Linked DNA regions of Homo sapiens: all the other regions are linked to region 3. The links are chromatin contacts, found by Hi-C or POLR2A ChIA-PET in ENCODE. All regions are on one chromosome and are shown on one strand. The core of a region is the stretch at or near the end of the contact, and the rest is flanking DNA. Distances in the headings are between cores, read along the strand shown.

Region 1 (3,156 bases), core at 163-2,662, 480 kb before region 3:
AGGAGCAGAGGCTGAGGAAGAATTGGGACCTAGCTCGGCCTGGCGAGGAGCAGCCTGGGGAGGAAGGGAGAGGTCAGATGGGTCTGTAGAAAAGGAAGATTAGAAAGACTCAGCGATGCTTGGGGTTGGTACTGAGGGGACAGGCGGGAGGGAAAGAAGGAAGATTTGGGATGAGTTGCACTGGGCACAGAGGCTAGGAAGGGACTGATGTGTAAAAGAATGCCTGGACGTCAGGCACCTCAGACCGTTTGCCTATTTTACAAGAATTATTTAGATTTTGCAGGATTGAAAAATTCAAAGTGCCATTTTCTGGCTATTTGGAACTACTGTCGAGTTTGTATTGGGGTCAAGCGGTATTGCAGAAGAAAATAAGGCATTTAGGTTTTAGGTCAGGTGTGAGTTGAAGAGGTTTTAAGTTTTTGAGAACACAGGCCAAGGGAGTAGGAGGAGGAATGGAGGGTGGAAGGTTCCCATAGTGAAGGAAGCAAGCCTAGAGAAAAGAGAGAGTAGAGAAATGGAGGGAAGGGTTTGGGGGTTCTTACCTTCCAGAAAAGTGGGAAAAGGGGTTGGGGTGCAGAGATAAGAGGTCAGGGTGTGGAAATAAGGGATTGGGGTACAAAGATATAAGAGGTTGGGGCACGGAAATAAGGGATTGGGGTGCAGAGATAGGTTGGGGCACAGGAATAAGGGATTGGGGCACAGAGATAAGAGGTTGGGGCATGGAAATAAGGGATTGGTGGTTCTTGCCCCATAGAAAAGCAGGACTTGCCGCTAAGGGTGAAGGAGAAGGGGTTGAGGGGTACTTGCCCCCCTCCTAGAAAAGTGGGACTTGCCAGTAAGGGTGAAGGAGAATGGGTTGAGGGTACTTGCCCCTCTCCCAGAAAAGCAGAGAAGGGGTAGAGACATGGAGAGAAGGGGCTGGGGTACTTGCCCCTTCCCCAGAAAAGCGGGACTTGCCGCTAAGGGTGAAGGACCAAGGCAGGCGTCCCTGCGTGGTCTGACACCCTTGAAACATGGGTGTATAATCAGAGAGGTGTCCCTGCAATGATTAAACACCAAGGGAAGGCTGCCTTCCCAGTCCGTGACCCGCGCCAGAGTTTTGGGTCCACGGATAAAACGTGTCTCCTTTGTCTCTCCCAGAAAATGAAAGGAATTGAAATTAAGAGAAGGGAGAGATTGAAGAGTGGAAAGGATAAAGTGGTTGAGGGACAGTGAGAGAGGTTGGAGAAGAGAGTAAGAAGAGGCTGCTTACCTGATTTAAAATTGGTGAGATGTTCCTTGGGCTAGTCGGTCTGAGGACCTGAGGGTCATAGGTGGATCTTTCTCACGGAGCAAAGAACAGGAGTACAGGGGATTGATCTCCCAAGGGAGGTCCCCCAATCCGAGTCACGGCACCAAATTTCATGTGCATCTGTGTGAAGAGACCACCAAACAGGCTTTGTGTGAGCAACATGGCTGTTTATTTCACCTGGGTGCAGGCGGGCTGAGTCCGAAAAGAGAGTCAGTGAAGCGAGATAAGGGTGGGGCCGTTTTATAGGATTTGGGTAGGTAAAGGAAAATTATAGTTAAAGGGGGTTTGTTCTCTGGTGGGCAGGAGTGGGGGTCGCAAGGTGCTCAGTGGGGGTGCTTTTTGAGCCAGGATGAGCTAGGAAAAGGACTTCAAGGTAATGTCATCACTTAAGGCAAGGACCGACCATTTACACTTCTTTTGTGGTGGAATGTCATCAGTTAAGGTGGGGGCAGGGCGTATTCACTTCTTTTGTGATTCTTCAGTTACTTCAGGCCATCTGGGCGTATACATGCAAGTCACAGGGGATGCGATGGCTTGGCTTGGGCTCAGAGGCCTGACACCTATGATGATGATGGCATCTTATTCAATATCTACTATATAACAATTGAAATCTCTAAATGAAAGCCAAGGGTTTGGAAGAATTGATGTCCTTTATTACTAAAGAGTAATAGACATGGAGACATCTGATACATCATGGCGTGTGTGTGTGTGTGTGTGTGTATGTGTGGTTGGGAGTGTGGGTGGTTAAGTATATGCGCATACGCTTATTGGGTAATGGAAGGGGCAGGTCATGGGAAAGGGAGATGCAGAATCCAACTTGGGTAAATTTGTTTTTTTCTAAGGTAGTCCAGCAGATAATTCAGTGAGAACATATTCTGAGTGACACCTACAGTGAGTATTTCCAGTGGGATCAAACAATCAAATAAAGAATTAAATAGAAAGCAGCACAGAGTGATTTTTTAAAACATGCCTTCAAAACAGTCAACAACATAGTAAAGAAGAATTAAAGCAAATGAGGCTCATCTAGCTTGCTTTTCTCAACAAAATTGGAGTAATTAAGTACAAAGGTAGTATGATAAGAAATTACATGAAAATAGGCAGATACAGACCAAAATTGCTTCCCCAGAATTCTTTCTCAGACTCCTACTACCTTGCACTTTTCTGCTCCCCAGCCTCTCTCTCTCCCTAACCTAACTTTTCTGCTAAATATTTTCTGACTTTTGTCTCCCTCCTGTGCCTATACATTTTTGTAGCTTTTCTGAGCTCAGGCTTCAGCTCTTTTTTTCCTTCAGTAGAGACCACATGGTACCCTGAGACACCATATCCTATGGAGCCCAAACTTGGTGTTATCATTGGCCAGCTGTGGGTTCTAGTCAAGTTATTTAGTCTCTCTGAGTGTCACCTGTCCCATCTTTTAAAATGAGTAAAATAATACCTACCTTAAAAGGTTTTAATGAAGTTTAGAGATATTCCTTCTAAAATTCCTGCCACCAGGTGGCTGCTTCATAAAATAGAGCCCTAGGTATCAATAAGCCTTCAATCCCTTCATCTAAAACCCTTTGCTAACCTTAAGTATAATTTTTCCTTCCTTTCACAACACTACAGTATTGTATTTTTACTTTTTTAACTGTGATAAACTACACATAACATAAAATTTACCATCTTAACCTTTTTTTTTTTTTTTTTTTTTGAGACGGAGTCTCACTCTGTCACCAGGCTGTAGTGCAGTGGTGTGATCTCAGCTCACTGCAACATCTGCCTCCTAGGTTCAAGTGATTCTCCTGCCTCAGTCTCCCGAGTAGCTGGGACTATAGGCACGTGCCACCATGCCCAGCTAATTTTTGTATTTTTTAGTAGAGATGGGG
Region 2 (3,029 bases), core at 524-3,023, 410 kb before region 3:
GAGTGGCTCTGATGCAGGACGGCAGGACGGCATCAGCACCAGCCTGGACTGTGGGGACACCAACAAGGGAGCGCTTTATCCTGGGGGAAGAAAGTCTCATGAATTCAAGCTGGTCCTTCAAGGATCCTTAGAACAGCAGCATTCTCTCTACTGGTGCACATAGATGTTAAAGATGTACCATCTAGGAATAGGCTGCCTAAGATGGAACCCCAGCTCTGCCTCTTATTACCAACCTAACCTTGGGCAAGTTACTTAAGCTTTTACGTCATAATTTCTGCAGCTGCAAGACAGAGCTCATGTTAACACCTACTTCATAACGTGGTTACGAGGATTAAATGAGATAGTTGATGTGACGCACAAGCCTTCAGTACATTGTCACAAAGAAATTCCTCAAGAAATGTTGGAGGTTAATGGTACTGTGGGAATTTTATTCCTGGAAAAGGGAACATTTGAGCAAAGAGAGGAATGCACAGGATAATTAAAGGAATATCTTGTGGCTTAGTTTGACTGAATCATAGCACATATTATGGGAGAAAAGGCAGGTCCTCAAGTAACCTCTCTGGGTTAGTCTTTGCATTCACTTGCGACATTTTCTCGATTCCATCAGTGTACATTCCGTGTCTCTCTCTAGTTCCTGGACTCTCTAAGACTGGAGCTCACATTGTAACCACTCAGACCACTCAGCCTTCTCTTTTCCATGAGAATCATCTTCCATCCCTATTTTCAGACTATTCTGGTTTCATCAGCTTTTTAAGACAATTATTAATATTTTGATGAAGTTGGCAGTCTAGTAATGACAGTGTGATCACTCAACCTGGTTATAGAGAAAAACATGTTTGCAAATTTTCCATCTGGTGAAAAGTCTAAAGGTCCCAAGCTCATTTCTGTAATCTCTCAAATTCCAGTGCCTATTCTAGAAGGGGGCTTGGTCAGACTGGACCAGACAGCCACCCTGAACCTGGAGGGAACAAGCTCAACAGCACGGGGACAGGGATGGAGGTGAGGACACCAAGTTGTGGGTAGGCTGCAGGGTCTACAGAAGAGTCAGTTCATTTTTAAAATGAGATGCCTGTGAGTCCCCCATGTGAATCAGCTGTCACTGCAGGGTACTCATGCTGTTCCTATCATATCATTGGGATACTTTTCAGAGCATGGTTCCCAATACTCAGAACCTTTTATTTTATTTATTTTTCCCAGAGAGGTATTGACGTATTTGCATAAAGAAATAGAAGTTGCTGTCTCATGGACTTTTGGATGCAGAATAATTATTTTGCAAAACAATATGAATAAACAGCAGAAAAAAAGTAGGAAAATAGAAAGAGAAGCAGATGCCCCATCTCCAGGGTGTGAGTATCATCACCTCACGTTTACATCAGAGTTCCTGAGTATCACTCTCAGATCATAGTTATTTTACTCTTTCCCCCAATATCTACAAGTACAGTCTGACACTGTGCAAAGCTACCAGTGTCCCCTGAGGGTTGTTTGCCCCTAATGGGTCTTCTCTCTGCCCTTCCCACTTCAGCTTCCAGTCTCAGGTCTCTTGCCCCAGCAGAAGCCCTGCCCCTCACCGTGTGGGGACAGGAAAGGTCCCTTCCCAAGCACCACATTATCAACTACTATTGGACCCACCTGGGCAATTTGGCAGCCTATGTGCCCTGGCATTCTGGGACAGCTTAGGAGTGTCTGAGAATAGACAGAGATGGCCCAGAGCTGCAGCTGCACAGCTGAGGCAGAGAGTGCCCCAGCGCCCCAGCCTCAGGCAGCCTCCTCGGCCTCCCTCCCAGGAGCAGGCTGGCTGCACAGCTGATCCTCACTAATCCCGCTCCGTAGAGCCAAACTGCTTGATTTTCATATATCTATGACTTGCGTGTTCTTTACATCGCCTGCTTTATTTTCAAACCTGTCAACAGGCCTCTGAAAAGGTTGCACACATGAGCAAAGGTCTGGGCAGCTGCAGGAAGGACAGAAGCAGCCGCAGGCTGGGCAGGAGGGGGAAGGCCTGGGGTGGCAGCCCAGCTACAGCAGGGCAGGCACTCAGACCTGGGAGACTGAGTCAGGAGAACATGGACTTCCCATTTTGGGGGTTTTGTCTCATCAAAACAAAAACCAGGCATATGTTTTTCTGCCCTGAGATCCTATCTGGTTAGATTAGCAAGCTGGCTATAAATCTGAGATGGACCACAGACTTACTGAACTATATTTATCAAGTTTCTTAATAAAGCAAAGGCCCAGAAGCCTTTGAGAGTGAACACTGTTTTTTTCTGACAGAGACATAAGCCAGCAACAAGCAGTTTATTGTTGTTGTTCAGTTGCCAAGTGGGTGATTCAATTAAAATAGGAGCTACATCAGATCTGTTTGTATGAACCCACAGCGTTGCTATTTGTAAAGGGGCCCTACTTCTCGGACTTACATCATTGCTATTTTTTTTTCAAGATTGTTTTAAGGTCTCTAAAAGAAGACTCACAGGTTGAGATTTGCCTACCGCGTTGTGCCGACAAAGACCAGACAGTCAGACTGAGGCTGTCTCTGAATATGGATGTTGTGCCAATCATTGTTTCTAAGCTGACAGGTCAATTCAATCTAACAATGGAATTCAAGATAATGAAAGCCAGAATATCAGAATAGAAGAGGATCTTGGGAGTTACAAGGCATGACTCCTTCATTTGAAGCTGAGGAAAGTAAGGACCAATGACTTTGCTAGACTGGGACTTGAAGGCAGAATTATTAGGGCTCTTTCCAGTGGACTACACATACCCGCAAGCTCCCTGGCATCTTGAAATAGAGTCTGGTTCAGGAGCTTCATGTCGAACCAGATAAATGTGTAACACAATGGGAGAGAGGAAAACCCGGGTGCCATAGATGGGAAGAACAGTATTGTGGGCTCTCATATCTACAGGTGTCCTCTCAAATTAGAGAAGTAGCCTCCAGATTTTGTTTCACCCATAGACCATGTGGAGAATTCAGTCTCTGATGGGCCCCACAAAAAAACTATAGAGGAGATGGGGCCCGGTGGCTCACGCCTGTAATC
Region 3 (2,928 bases), core at 126-2,625:
AGAATAAATTGTAAGAATTTATTAAGCGTGGGTAGGGACCGAGTCTGGGCAGCCACAAGCAAAAATGGGAAAGGGATTCGCATGGTGGGAATGGCATTTGCCCATCTCCATTTTCGAGGCCTCTCTCTGGGTTCAACAGTTCTTCTAAGATCACATATGGCTGTCTGGCCACTTTAGTTGTAAGCTTTCTCTGCTTCCAAGAGATGTGAACTCATTTCAAGCAGCTCATTGGCAGCCCTCCTGCCCATTCTATGCATATTTTACAGAGGAGAGCTTTGAAGCTTAAGCAAAATGGCATTTGCAAGGTCACAGAGCTCACTGGTGGCAGAGCTGGGATACAGGACTATTGGATTCAAAGCCCCCCACCCACTCTTTACCTCCCTCCCCTTTCTAAAGCATGACCCACTGGAGCTTTCACGGTGGGGGCTATAGATTGTGGAAAAAAGTGGCAACATGACTGTGAACTTGCATCTGATCCAGTGATTCCAAATTCCCTTACAATTGAGGCAGAGACTCCGCCAAAGGGACTGGTGAGCCCTGTGACTGGCCCCATCACCATGACAACACTCCTGTTCCAGCGCCTCAAGGGATCTCCACTCTCCTACCTTCTCACGTAGGTGGGAAAGGTGGCGTCCTCACCTACATGTACGGCCAGGACTCCCATAATTTAAGAAGAGCCAGCTAGATCACTAAAATGGTCTCCATGCTACACGTTACAACTGCACATCTCAGCACCCAAAGCCTTCACTGGAGAGAGAAAACCGTGCCTGGGTGACTCGTGACTCGACATTGGCTCCGGACGTGTCAGTACAGAGGAACGTCGGTACCGGATCCCAGACATAGGGCTGAGCCCAGCTGGTTCTCATTCTCTTCTGGGGCCAGGCCTGCTGCTGGTTTCATTTAATTGAATATTTTGATTGTTTGATTTCTGTAGCCAGAAGCCTGTAGGCAGTAAATGCCCTTTTCCATCAGTTCAAGAAAGAAAATGTACCTGCCGAGGTAGTATCTGCTTCGCTGAGCTGCTGACTTATTTTAAGAACTAAATCTTTCCTGTTACTATATTTTTCACTCTGGGGTGTGCGCGCTCCAAGACTGACAGTAACTCAGGTCTAGGACAGGAGCGTCCTCTCGGCGATGACTTAGCGCCACCTACTGACCACTTGCTCAACAGCGGCCACGTTCAGCAACCACGGTGATCTCGACAGACACGAAAATGTTCTGTGCTCTCAACGAGAAGTTCTGCATGTATTCTTCCCTTCTCACATAGCAGAGCTTGCCTAGCAGAATTGTGCTCCTTTTATTTTTTAATATAAGTAAGTTAAGACACAGGGCTCCAGCAAGAAAGCTGAGCAAGTTCTCCATTTGGCAACTGTTTCATACTTCCCGACTTTGGCGGCTGTCATTTATAAATGATGAGCTCATGAGTGAGGAGGCTGATGCAACCCCCAGGGGCCCAAAACACAAGCATGGAGAAAGACAGCCCTCCTGTGGGATCTGATGCAATCGTCTTGTCTTCTTTAGGCTTTGATACCAGTGTTTCTAAACTTTAGGTGCAAGATTATCCTCACAGCACCTCTAAGGAGTATAAACCCCAGGGTTATTACTTACCGGTTACCACAGCAACTCATATGTAAAGAGTTGGAAAGTCCTTCCTCTGTGGTGATTGAGAGTAGACATGGAGCTGTTTGCAACCCCCTAAACACATTGCCCCCTTGCCACACAATAGCAAAAATTGAGAATTATCATCCTGTCACCACCCAGTGGCTCTGGGCCCTCAAGCTCCCAATTACTTACAGATATCTACAGCAGAGTCTCTTGACCTTCGCACCATCGGGTCAGATAGGTCTTTGTTGTTGGGAGGCTGCCTGCGCATTATGAGCATTTAGTAGTATCCTTGGCCTCTACCCACTGGTGTCACTGGCACCCCACCACTGTCCCCAAACCTCCACCCCTGTTATAACAATCAAAATACCTATAGACATTGCCAAATGTTTCCTGGGGGTACAAAATCACCTCTGCTTAAGAACCACCTATCTGGAAGGCAAATACATGGAATATAAGAAGAACAACAACAGTAATAATTACTAGTACTGCTATCATTTAAAAGGTAAAATTGCACCACCAGCTAATGGATAAGTCATCGGCTTCCTAAAAGGCACTAATTACGTGCTGAGACTTTTATGGCCTTATCTTATTTAGTCTTCACAACCAAGAAACCAGTCTGTGTTGACAAAACATTCACATTACAAGGAAACTGAAGATCAGAGATGCCAAGTAACTTGGCCAAGGGTGCAGAGCTGTCAGTGGCTGAACTACCATTTGAAACCAGACTTTCCTGACTGTAAAATCTGAGCCTGTCACCACCTCCAGATCCTGAGGTCACATAGCACAGATAGTTCTGGAACAGTCCTCACTCTCAAAAGTTCTGCCAGAGTATGCTAGCACTATTCAAATAATATATCTAGATTTAGATTTAAAGACATAAAGACTGTAGCTATCCTCTGTAAGAAATTGACCCAAAGTGTGACTGCTGTGGAGGTTTTCCAATAGGGGAATAGAGCGGGCCAGAGTCTTGGCCAGTAATTGACTGTATGGCCTTTATTTGGGGTCAGTTACTTAAGCTCTTGAAGTCTCTTCTTGTTCATATATAAGATAAAAAATTTTGTCAGAGCAATGGTACTCAACTCTGGCTGCACATTAAAATCACTTGGGTAGCTTTTTGCCATGGTTTGGATCTGTGTCCCCACCCAAATCTCATGTAATCCCCAATGTTGGAGGTGGGGCCTGGTGTGAGGTGGGATTGGATCATGGGGGCAGATTTCCCCCTTGGTACTGTCCTCAAGATACTGAGTTCTCATGAGATCTGGTTGTTTAAAAGTATGTGGCACCTCCCTTCTCTTTCTCTTTTGCTCCTGCTCCTACCGTGAA

The links. A loop is a pair of places that touch in the nucleus more often than their neighbours do. ChIA-PET counts read pairs that join two places held with the same protein, here RNA polymerase II (POLR2A). Pooled maps may share reads with other maps.
Region 1: a map of mammary epithelial cell shows a loop between it and region 3 (24-fold over the local background). The contact joins the promoter of LINC02257 here to the enhancer-like site in region 3. A Hi-C loop is called at or near these places in 4 of 168 maps with a recorded cell type or tissue (HCT116, PC-9, mammary epithelial cell and 1 more), 1 of 37 single-sample maps with no recorded cell type and 8 of 50 pooled maps. POLR2A ChIA-PET finds 5 or more read pairs at or near these places in 1 of 52 experiments (PC-9).
Region 2: a loop to region 3 is called in a map of IMR-90, with 4 times the contacts of the local background. The contact joins two enhancer-like sites. A Hi-C loop is called at or near these places in 2 of 168 maps with a recorded cell type or tissue (IMR-90 and psoas muscle) and 6 of 50 pooled maps. POLR2A ChIA-PET finds 5 or more read pairs at or near these places in 1 of 52 experiments (AG04450).

The regions. Positions count from the first base shown.
Region 1 is chr1:221,977,108-221,980,263 of GRCh38, forward strand. It overlaps LINC02257 (long intergenic non-protein coding RNA 2257), which reads right to left and starts at 1,413. Exons shown (of 4, transcript NR_149057.1): 1 at 1,253-1,413. The region is part of intron 1 of LINC02474 (long intergenic non-protein coding RNA 2474); the gene reads left to right. RefSeq lists an enhancer at 1,428-2,170.
Region 2 is chr1:222,041,843-222,044,871 of GRCh38, forward strand. It overlaps LINC01705 (long intergenic non-protein coding RNA 1705), which reads right to left. Exons shown (of 3, transcript XR_001738485.2): 3 at 1-80. Among named protein-coding and RNA genes, the nearest start is that of LINC01705, 16 kb to the right of the region's middle. Within about 2 kb of position 1,774, at least 5 of the 41 ENCODE cell types and tissues checked have a DNase peak (open chromatin) inside an H3K27ac peak, as active enhancers do; they include psoas muscle, where a contact is called at or near this core.
Region 3 is chr1:222,454,161-222,457,088 of GRCh38, forward strand. No RefSeq gene overlaps it. Among named protein-coding and RNA genes, the nearest start is that of TRT-TGT2-1, 9.4 kb to the right of the region's middle. RefSeq lists an enhancer at 1,225-1,274. Within about 2 kb of position 1,376, at least 10 of the 41 ENCODE cell types and tissues checked have a DNase peak (open chromatin) inside an H3K27ac peak, as active enhancers do; they include mammary epithelial cell and psoas muscle, where a contact is called at or near this core.